Linked DNA regions of Homo sapiens: region 2 is linked to region 1. A link is a loop called in an ENCODE intact Hi-C map of the cell type or tissue named here. Cell type or tissue: heart right ventricle. All regions are shown on one strand. Region 1 overlaps UBE3A (ubiquitin protein ligase E3A). Region 2 overlaps UBE3A (ubiquitin protein ligase E3A).

Evidence for each region. Peaks named below come from ENCODE experiments on the same cell type or tissue, not always from the same donor. Only the 100,000 strongest peaks of a DNase experiment are listed, where the experiment ranks them.
Region 2: a loop joins it to region 1, with 4 times the contacts of the local background. A loop is called at or near these places in 5 of 110 quality-filtered maps.

Annotation. Positions count from the first base shown.
Region 1 is chr15:25,343,274-25,348,273 of GRCh38, reverse strand. The region is part of intron 11 of UBE3A (ubiquitin protein ligase E3A); the gene reads left to right. The region is part of intron 146 of SNHG14 (small nucleolar RNA host gene 14); the gene reads right to left. Among named protein-coding and RNA genes, the nearest start is that of SNORD109B, 67 kb to the right of the region's middle. In heart right ventricle, a CTCF peak has its summit at 2,143; a DNase peak (open chromatin) is centred at 2,143; H3K27ac peaks cover 553 bases.
Region 2 is chr15:25,400,614-25,405,613 of GRCh38, reverse strand. UBE3A (ubiquitin protein ligase E3A) reads left to right here. Exons shown (of 13, transcript NM_130839.5): 4 at 112-153. The region is part of intron 147 of SNHG14 (small nucleolar RNA host gene 14); the gene reads right to left. Among named protein-coding and RNA genes, the nearest start is that of UBE3A, 36 kb to the left of the region's middle. In heart right ventricle, no CTCF peak of the experiment used is centred here; no DNase peak of the experiment used is centred here.

The DNA.
Region 1 (5,000 bases):
TTTTTTCACATACGTTAAAAATCACTTGAGAATATTTATATAGGTCTGCTTCTGAGATTTATCTGTTTATCAGGTTTTGTTTCATTTATTTTGAGGCTCTATCATTTGGTTCATACCCATTTAGAATTACTATGTCTTGGTGATTGGTCCTTTATCATTATATAAGTTTTTTCTGTTTTGCGATTTTCTTTGCTCTGAATCTGATATGAGTGTAACCATTTGTTTTTTTTTAAATTAATGTTTGCATGATCTGTCTTTTACTATCATTTTACTTTCATCCTGTGTTGCTGAATTTGAAACGAATCTCTTGTAAACAGCATATAGTTGTCATTTTAATAAAAACTGTTAGTCTCTGCCTTTTAATTTTTTTATTTAGACCATTTATATTTAAGGTAATTATTGATATGTTAGGGAGAGGTCTGCCATTTTATTATTTGTTTTCTGTTTCTGTCTTCTGTTTATGGTTATTTATTTATTGCCTTCCATGATTACTTGAACATTTTTTAAGATTTTTAAGACCCTTGATTTATTTAGTGTTTGGGTTTTGTTTTGTTTGTTTGTTTGTTTTTGTTTCGAGACACAGTCTCGCTCTGTTGCCCAGGCTGGAGTGCAGTGGCACAATCTCAGCTCACTGCAACATCGGCTTCCCAGGTTCAAGCAATCCTCCCGCCTCAGCCTCCTGGGTAGCTGGGACTACAGGCACATGCCACCACACCTGGCTAATTTTTGTATTTTTATTAGAGATGAGGTTTCACCATATTGGCCAGGCTGGTCTCGAACTCTTGACCTTGTGATCTGTCCACCTCAGCCTCCCAAAGTGCTGGAATTACAGGCATGAGCCACCATGCCTGGCCTTCTATGTGTTTTTTATAGTTGTTTTCACGGTCATTGTGGGTATCACATTATAGATAATGTGACTTACCACCATTCACTGCCATCAATACCATTACATGGAATGAGATATGGAAACCTTAATTTCAGTTGGGTCTCTTTCCCCACTTTTAAATAGTATTGTTTTGAGGATTAATGCTATTACAGTTTTTGTATCAGTTATCCAATATGACTTATAGAACTTATCAAGGGAGTGATGCTCTGTTGTATGTACCCATGTTTCTGCTATTTCCATTATTTTTTCCAAGATTCCATCTTTTATTACTTCCATTAGCCAGTCTTCAAAGGCAGTTCTGCTAGTGAGAAATTCTTTTTGTTTTTCTCTTTCTGAAGATGACTTTATTTTCCCTTTATTCCCAAAGAATAGTTTTATTTGTGCTATTTGGGGTTCGCTCAGCTTCTTGAAGCTGTAAGTTTGTGTCTTTTGCCAAACATGGAAAATTTTCAACCATTATTTCTTCAGGTGTTCTTTCAGCGTCACTCTTTTCTCCATTCTAGGCCTCTAATGATACAAATGTTGAGTCATTTGTTACTGTTCCACATGGACCTGAGGCATGGTTCATTTTTCAGTCTATTTTCTCTCTTTTGTTCAGATTTCTCTCCTTTGTCATCTTCACTCTACTGTTGAGCCCATCTAATGATTATTTTTCTCCTATTGTATTTTTTAGGTCTATAATTTCCATTTGCTTTTTTTTCCTTGTATCTTGTTTCCTTGCTGAGATTTTCTATTGTTTCGTTTTTGAAACAGTAGAACTTGTAATTGCTTGTCAAATCATTTCTCTGATGGCAGCATTAAGATCCTTGCCAGATAATTTCAGCATCTTACTCATCCCAGTGTTGGCGTTTTCTTTCCTTCATGTAATTTTCCTGGTTCTTGGTATGACAGATAATTTTTGGATTGTGTCTCGGACATTTTAGTTATTATATCAGGAGACTCTGTACTTTTTAAAAATTTTAACTTCAGTAGTAACCTGTTAAGGTATAGCATGTAGGTACTAGCATATATTTGTGAGCTGTGGTTCCAGTGACCATTTTTCAGAGGCTTTATGGTGCTGTTTTGGTTTGTTGCTTTTATCTCAGTCCACTGGGGCTCGCACTGGTTCCTAGTAGTGCTGCTTGAGGGGCCTTCTCCAGGCTGAGCTGCGCAGAGTGTGTTTGGGTGAGGGAAGAGGACCCCCACTAGATTTTCGTGGGCTGGAGAGTGCTTCCTGAGCCTTGTGCCTGTTGTGGCAGGCTCCCCCTTGCTGGTGTTCCTGGCAGTGCTCCTGACCACATTGTGTCCCTGGGCTGTGGAACACTTGCAGGAAAGGTGAACACTGCCAGGACCAATTATAGCAGAATTCCTCCTGCCAGTACACAGCAGCACTGTGGCTCTGGACCAGCAAGGAGAGTCTCAAGCATGGGTTTGTTTCTTTTTGATTTTAAGATTTTTCTTCTGCCTTCAGGTTCTGGTATTATTGTTCTGTTTTATTCACCTTTATGTTTCTTCTAGTTTAGTTTTAGTTTCTTTGTATTTGATGGGATTTTTTTCCTTGCATTTCTAATTACTCCTTAGTTGTGTCATGTCTTCCTTTTTTTCAGTTACCCTCATTCAGAAATTTCCCATTTCTAATGATTTGTTATTTTTTAAATTCTTTTTAGCTCAGTTTGAAATTTGTTTACAGTTTTCATGTTTTATTTGCATATTGTTTCATGTACTTTGATTTTCTGTAGGGACACCATTCTCATGTATATGCACATACTTTTTCTCTAATAATTACACTGTTTCACTCTGTTCTGTTATTTATTTATTTGTGTGTGTGTGTGTGTGTGTGTGAGTGAAATGAGTTTCTCATACTTGGACGAGGGAGAGATGGGCCAGGATAACTTTTTTCGCTTTTTAGGGACGAGGAGAAGTCTGTGTTTTTGTAAAATGGTCAAAAATATGCCCTTGTGCTTTCTGAAACTGCCTTCTTTACTCCTCTATCCCACACATATATTTGAACTTTTTTTTGGTTTTTATTACTGACCTGGTCCATTCGGAAGTTATTCCCAGAAGTTTTTCCTCGGTACAAGGTTTGTTTCTGGTGGGGGTTTGGTATTCGGGTGTTTTAAGGGCCCAGAGCTTACTACATCATGATCCCTTTGTAATCATCTGCAAATTAGATCCTGTAGAACTTTTTAAAACTTTAAGCCCTGTTTTCAGATTGGCCTGTGCTTTCCAGTGGGTTGGCAGTGTTCTCAGGGCTGTCAGAAACCCAGTCAGTTACCTTGCATCTGCTTCCTTACTAACCAGTCTTGTAGTTGTCAGAGCTTTGTTTCTGTCCAATTATATGCAATGGTTCATGGTTTTGTTGTAGATAATGTCTCTGGGTCTTTGGTTTTCTCATTCAGTTTGCTGTTTTTGTAGGGGAGGTTGGGAGGGAATAAAACAAAAAATAATAATAATAATAACTATGTCGTTGCCATCATCATCTTTCCAGAACCTGCTACCTGCCCTTCACCTGATTTTCGTATTTATCAGTATCATTACCTTAATCTGTTATCTCATTGGGGATTGCAAAATGGCTGTTTGGGGAAAAAAAATTTCCATCTGCTTGTCCTACATATATACCTGGCATTCTTTTTTCTCATCATTGGGTGCCATTTGATTACCTTGAAAAACAGTTCTACAGAAAAGGCATGATAAAATAGATTTAAGGTTTTTAGAGTAAGGAGTTAATGTAATAATTTTAATAGTGACAATTTAATTTTGTTTTTTGGTTGGTTTTTGCTGCCTTTTTGAATATTACGAACTAATGAATGTTTTTGTATTTAATACGTTTCACAGTCATTACTCTAAATGATATTCAAATTGCTTAGCTATCGTGTGCTTTTAAAATGACCCTATTAGATTTTGAGATTTCTAACTAATCTCGAACATTCATTCTCAGGCCTGGAATAAGTTATTTTTCCAATAAATTGTTGGAGAATGGCATTTAGAAGTCAGATTTTAGATGCAAAGTATGGCCTTTGCTTTTGAACGTTACTGCTTGTAGGCCTTATCAGAGGACAGAACTAGGAAAATAATCTTCCTAGTGTATCCTGAGAATCATCCCACATTATTGCAGAGGTGTTTTCCATTTTGTTTTGTATGACTGAATACTGCTCCTTTGTGTGGATGCAGCATAGCTTATCAATATTTATGGGCATCGAGGTTATTTTTAACCTTTTGCTGTTAGTACTAATGTCACAGTGAATCCTCTTAATGTTCATGCATTATTCCGTACATATGTAAAGTATCATTAAGATAAATTGTTAGAAGTGGGATTGTTGCATCAAATGGTAGATGCATGTGTAATTTTGCTAGATACTGCCAAATCCTCCTTCACAGAAAAATAACATTTTGCATTCCCACCAGCAGTTTACAACAGTATCTCTTTTCTTAAAACTTTCCAAACAGAATGTGTTGTTAAATGTGGATGTTTACTTATTTGCCAATTGAGAAATGGTATTTTACTATAGTTACAATTTTTGAGCTTACCTCAATTATGAATGATAATGGACATTTTTTCTTGTAGAGCTGTTTATAGTTTTATATAGTCTTTTGCTCATTTTGCTGCTCAGCTGGTCGTTTTCTTCACTTTTAGAAACTTTATATGTTAAGGAGATTAGTCCTTTAACGCTGGTAAATTCGCAAATATTTTTTCCCAGTTTGTCATTTGTCTTTTAACCTTGCTTATAGGATTTTTTTGCCAAATGAAAGGTTTTATGTTTATGTAGTTAGCTATTAATCTTTTTCGTTATTATGCTTTGATATGCATTTCTTTAGTTATGTTTATTTTATTCATTTTCTTTGTTTTTTAATTTTCTAGAGTCTGTCCTCAGTAGAAATTTTAGTCATACTGCTTCTTCTTTGGTCACCTTATAATAAAATTAGCCTTTATTTCCAAAGTTACCTTGCATATTTCTTCAGTATTTTTTAGTATTCTTATTTTTATTTAAGATGTGCTCATTTCTTTCTGAATTTGTATTTCTCATCACTGGTGGTCTGTCTTGTCTGCTGCTGCATTCTCCTTTTGTGTTGGAATGTGGTGTTACTAGTTTCCCATTGTTTATGACTGAATTTTTCTGGTCTACTTTTGTCTACC
Region 2 (5,000 bases), 57 kb before region 1:
TTATTTAGTGCTTAAATCTTGTTTACAAAATTGTCTTCCTAAGTAATATGTCTACCTTTTTTTTTGGAATATGGAATATTTTGCTAACTGTTTCTCAATTGCATTTTACAGATCAGGAGAACCTCAGTCTGACGACATTGAAGCTAGCCGAATGTAAGTGTAACTTGGTTGAGACTGTGGTTCTTATTTTGAGTTGCCCTAGACTGCTTTAAATTACGTCACATTATTTGGAAATAATTTCTGGTTAAAAGAAAGGAATCATTTAGCAGTAAATGGGAGATAGGAACATACCTACTTTTTTTCCTATCAGATAACTCTAAACCTCGGTAACAGTTTACTAGGTTTCTACTACTAGATAGATAAATGCACACGCCTAAATTCTTAGTCTTTTTGCTTCCCTGGTAGCAGTTGTAGGGAAATAGGGAGGTTGAGGAAAGAGTTGAGTTTAACAGTCTCAACGCCTACCATATTTAAGGCATCAAGTACTATGTTATAGATACAGAGATGCGTAATAATTAGTTTTCACCCTACAGAAATTTATATTATACTCAAGAGTGAAAGATGCAGAAGCAAATAATTTCAGTCACTGAGGTAGAATGGTATCCAAAATACAATAGTAACATGAAGGAGTACTGGAGTACCCAGGTATGCAATAGGAATCTAGTGTAGATGGCAGGGAAGTAAGAGTGGCCAGGAAATGCTAAGTTCAGTCTTGAAATGTGACTGGGAATCAGGCAGCTAGAAGCATGAGCGGCTTATTCCAGGCAGAAGTATGAGCCAAAGTTAGAAGCAGCATAGGGAGTAGGGGACAATAGGCAGTTGAGGACTTTTAGATCATAAACTAGCTGAGAGGTAGGAAAATGAAGAAGATAAGATGTGATAGAAGGTATTAGGGAGTCAGCAAAGAATTTGCTCAGTAGGTAGATAGTAAGTTTGTCAAACGTGTATTTTTAATAACCTTGCAAGAGAGAAAGGATTGAAGAGAAACGTGTGGTGGTAAGGTAGTTCAGTCAGTGAGAGCCTTGACAATGACAGTGGTATAATAGGAATTCAAAATAAATTTTTCTGGATTTAAGACAAATATTTAGGACATGAAGTAAGTAAGACTTTAGTGATTTATTGTGAAGACTAAAGATGTTTCAGATAATAGAGGTAGTAATTATCAAAGCAAAGTTTTTCGAGGTATTAAGGGTTGGAATGAAAAATACAGGTGTATCTCTCATACAGGTAATATAAAAAAAGAAAAATGCAGATATAGTGATTGACCTTGAATAAGAGGAAAGATGCCCATCTAATGAAATTAGAACAAGGAAGTAAAGATGGATGTGTGATATTAATTGTAATTGTGGGTGAGGGTGGAAAAATCAAGATTTTTTTACTGAAAATATTGGAACCTTATTTAAATGCCGGTATATATTGTGAATCTGCAAGAAACGACTATAAAATGTATTTCTCAAATTTATGTGACCCAACCATGTGACTTGTCTTTTAAGCTTTAAAAAATTGTAGTAAAATACACATAATGTAAAATTTTCCATTTCACCATTTTTAAGTATTTGGCTCAATGGTATTAAGTATATTAATATTGTTGCACAGTCACGATCAGAACTCTCTGTTTTGCAGAACTGAAACTCTGTACCCATTAAACAATAATTCCTCATTTCCTTATCTTCACAGCCTCTGACAACCATTATTCTACTTTGTGTCTAATTTTGACTGCTCTAAGTACCCCCTATAAGTGCAATCATACAGTTTTTGCCCTTTTATGATTGGCTTATTTTACTTCGCAGTGTCATCAAGTTTCATCCATCTTTAGCATGTTTCAAAATTTGCATCCTTTTTCAGGCTGAATAATGTTTTATTGTATGTATATACCACATTTTGCTTATCCATTTACCTGTTGATGAGCGCTCAGGTTGCTTCCATGTTGTAGCTATTACAGATAATGTTGCTATGAACAGGAGTGTACAAATATCTTTTTGAGACCCTGCTTTGAATTGTTTTCCCAGAAGTGGAATTGTTGGATCATATGGTAATTTTATTTTTAAAATTTTGAGAAACTGCCATACTCTTCCAGAGCAACTGTACCTATTTGCGTTTCTACCACTAGTGCACAAGGGGTCCAGTTTCTCTACATCCTTGCCATCACATATTGTGTGAGAGTGTGTGTGTGTGTGTACTTCAATAGTAGTCATTGTAGTGGATATAAGGTAGTATGTTACTGTAGGTTAGTGACCACGAAACTTTTTATGAAACATTTTTTAATAATATTTTGTGGAATACAAGGTTTGTTTAGAGGTTTTGAGAAGACTGAAAACTTAGGAAGCTACTGAGGGGAATGGGTGAAGAAGTGGATCAGAAGTTGAGAGTCTTGACTGGCTGGCTACCTGAAATCAGAAACCGTATCAGAGTAGGAGAATCTCATTCCACTGAGTGACTAGTTAAGATTAAAGACTTTATCACATTTGAAATTTAAAGACTTTTCTCCAATAGCCAGAAGATTATGCATGGTATTTTAGGGTTGGATATTAGCAGAGCTGATGGAACAGAATCATTAGTGGCATGTGCATAAGATGTTAACATTGGAGTATTTGAATTTATATGCTGTGGATGATGGCCATGATTGGAAAGGTTGGGATGCCAGACCAAAGTGTTGAGTTGTTTTAAGAAAAGCCTGAGGTCTAGATAACAGCAAGATGGCAGACTAGCACTTTGCAGCACTCATCTCATTGTAGAACCATCAATTTGAACAACTGTCTACACACAAAAATATAAGAGCTAAGAAACCAGACGAGAGATTACCTGAATGTGGCACACAGATAAGAAAAGACACATTGAAAAGGGTAAGAAGGACAGTTTTACATTACTTGTGTCACACCTCCCTCAGTCCCTGAGATCCCAGCATGGAGAGAGAGACTGTTCACCTGGGGGAAGGAGGGGAAGTGTACACCAGACTTAGACCCTAACATTGAGCTCGCCCCAGTAAAACTCAATGCTAGGCAGGCCCCCATGGCCCCAAACTTCAGGCCAATACCCACAAACCAAGCTTGGAGGCCCACCCCAGCACCAAGCTGGATCCCACAGCCCTAGGCTCTAAGCCTGTCTAGTGCTAGGGTGGTCCCTGCAGCCCTGCCCTCTAGATCGGCCCCTGTGGCCTCACATCACTGCAGAACAAGGGTCCAAACCCAGTACTTGGCCAGCCCCTTGTGATCCAAATTCTAGGCCAACATCCACCTACCCAGCCTTCACACTGGTCCTTGCAGATCCAAGGTTCAGGCTCACTCTAGTAGACCAGGATGCCAGGCCAGCAGCACCTGTGTACCAAGGCTCCAGGACCTACCCTGCTGACCCAGACTCCAGGCCAGCCCCGGTAGACTCAGGCTGCATAATCTCTGGACAGGCTGACTGGTGAAGGGCTTTACCCAATAAAGTCACTCTGCAAAGACTGGAACAAGTCTCAGCTTCTTCAAATGTGCAGGTGCCAACACATGACTACAGGGATCAAGAACAGTCAGGGAAACGTGACACCAGTCAAAGGAACACAATAAGGCACCTGAACCAACCATAAAGAAATGGAGATATATGAACTGCCTGACAAAGAATTCAAAGTAATTGTTTAAGGAAGCTCAATGAATTTCAAGAAAATGCAGATAAACAATTCAACAAAATCAGGAAAACAGCAATCAAAATGAGAAATTTTGAGATTGAAATTATTTTTTAACAAATTCTGAAGCTGAAAATGCAATAAATGGAATGAAAAATGCAAAAGAGCATTAAAAGCAGAATTGAGCAAGCAGACAAAAGAATCTGAACTCAAAAGACAGGTTATTTGGCTAGACTAAGGAAAAAAGAGATGACTCAAGATAAAAAAAATAAAGAGTTGTGTTTTTTGATGATAAAAGCAACAAGTCTTTAGCTAGACTAAGAAAAAAAGAGATGACTCAAGTTAAATCAGAAATGAAAGAGGAACCATTGCAGCTGATACCAGAGAAGTACAAGAAATAAGAGGATCATAAGAGACTGAACAATTATATGCCAACAAATTGATTACCATAGAAGAAATGGATAAATTCCTAGACACATGCAACTTGTCCAAGCTTAATCATGAAATGAAAAATGTGAACAGTCCAGTGACAAGGATTGTATCAGTCATAAAAATATCTCCCACCAAAGGAAGCCCAAGACTTGGTGACTTTACTGCTGAATTCTAGCAGACATTTAAAGAAGAACTAGTACAGATTGTTCTCATAATTTTATGAGAAATTTAAGAAGAGGGAGTAATTTCAAACTCATTTTGGGAGATGAGCATTACCTAGATACCAAAGCCAGACAAGAACTCTCCAGGAAAAGAAAATTACAGACCCGTATTCTTAATTTAGATGCAGAAATTCTGAAGAAAATAATAACTAAATTCAACAGTGTATTAGAAGGATCATTTACTGTGATCATATGGGATTTACCTCAAGGGTACAAGGATTATCCAACAGACCTGAATCCATAAAATGTGATATACAACATTAGGAGAACAAAGGCCAAAACCATGTTATCATTTCAATAGATAATTGAGATAATTGAGAAAAAGCATTTGACAGAATTCAGTATTCTCTTGTGCTACAAAATTTTAAAAAATTAAGTATAGAAGGAATGTACCTCTATAAAATAAAGGCCATATTGACAAACACACTGCTAACGTTATACTGAATGTTGAAAAGTTAAAAGCTTTTCTTTTGAGATCAGGAAGAAAACGAGAATGCCCACTTTTGCCATTTCTATTCAGCACAGTACCGGAAGTCCTTGCAAGAGCAATTAGGCAAGAGAAAGAAAAGGCATCCCAGTAGGAAAGGAAGACATTGTTGTCCCTGTTTGAAGATGACATGATCTTGTATATAGAAAAACCTAAAGACTCCACCAGAGAATTGTTAGAACTGATAAATTCAGTAAAGTTGTAAGATATAAAATCAAGATACAAAAATCCGTAGAATTTCTGTACATTAATGACA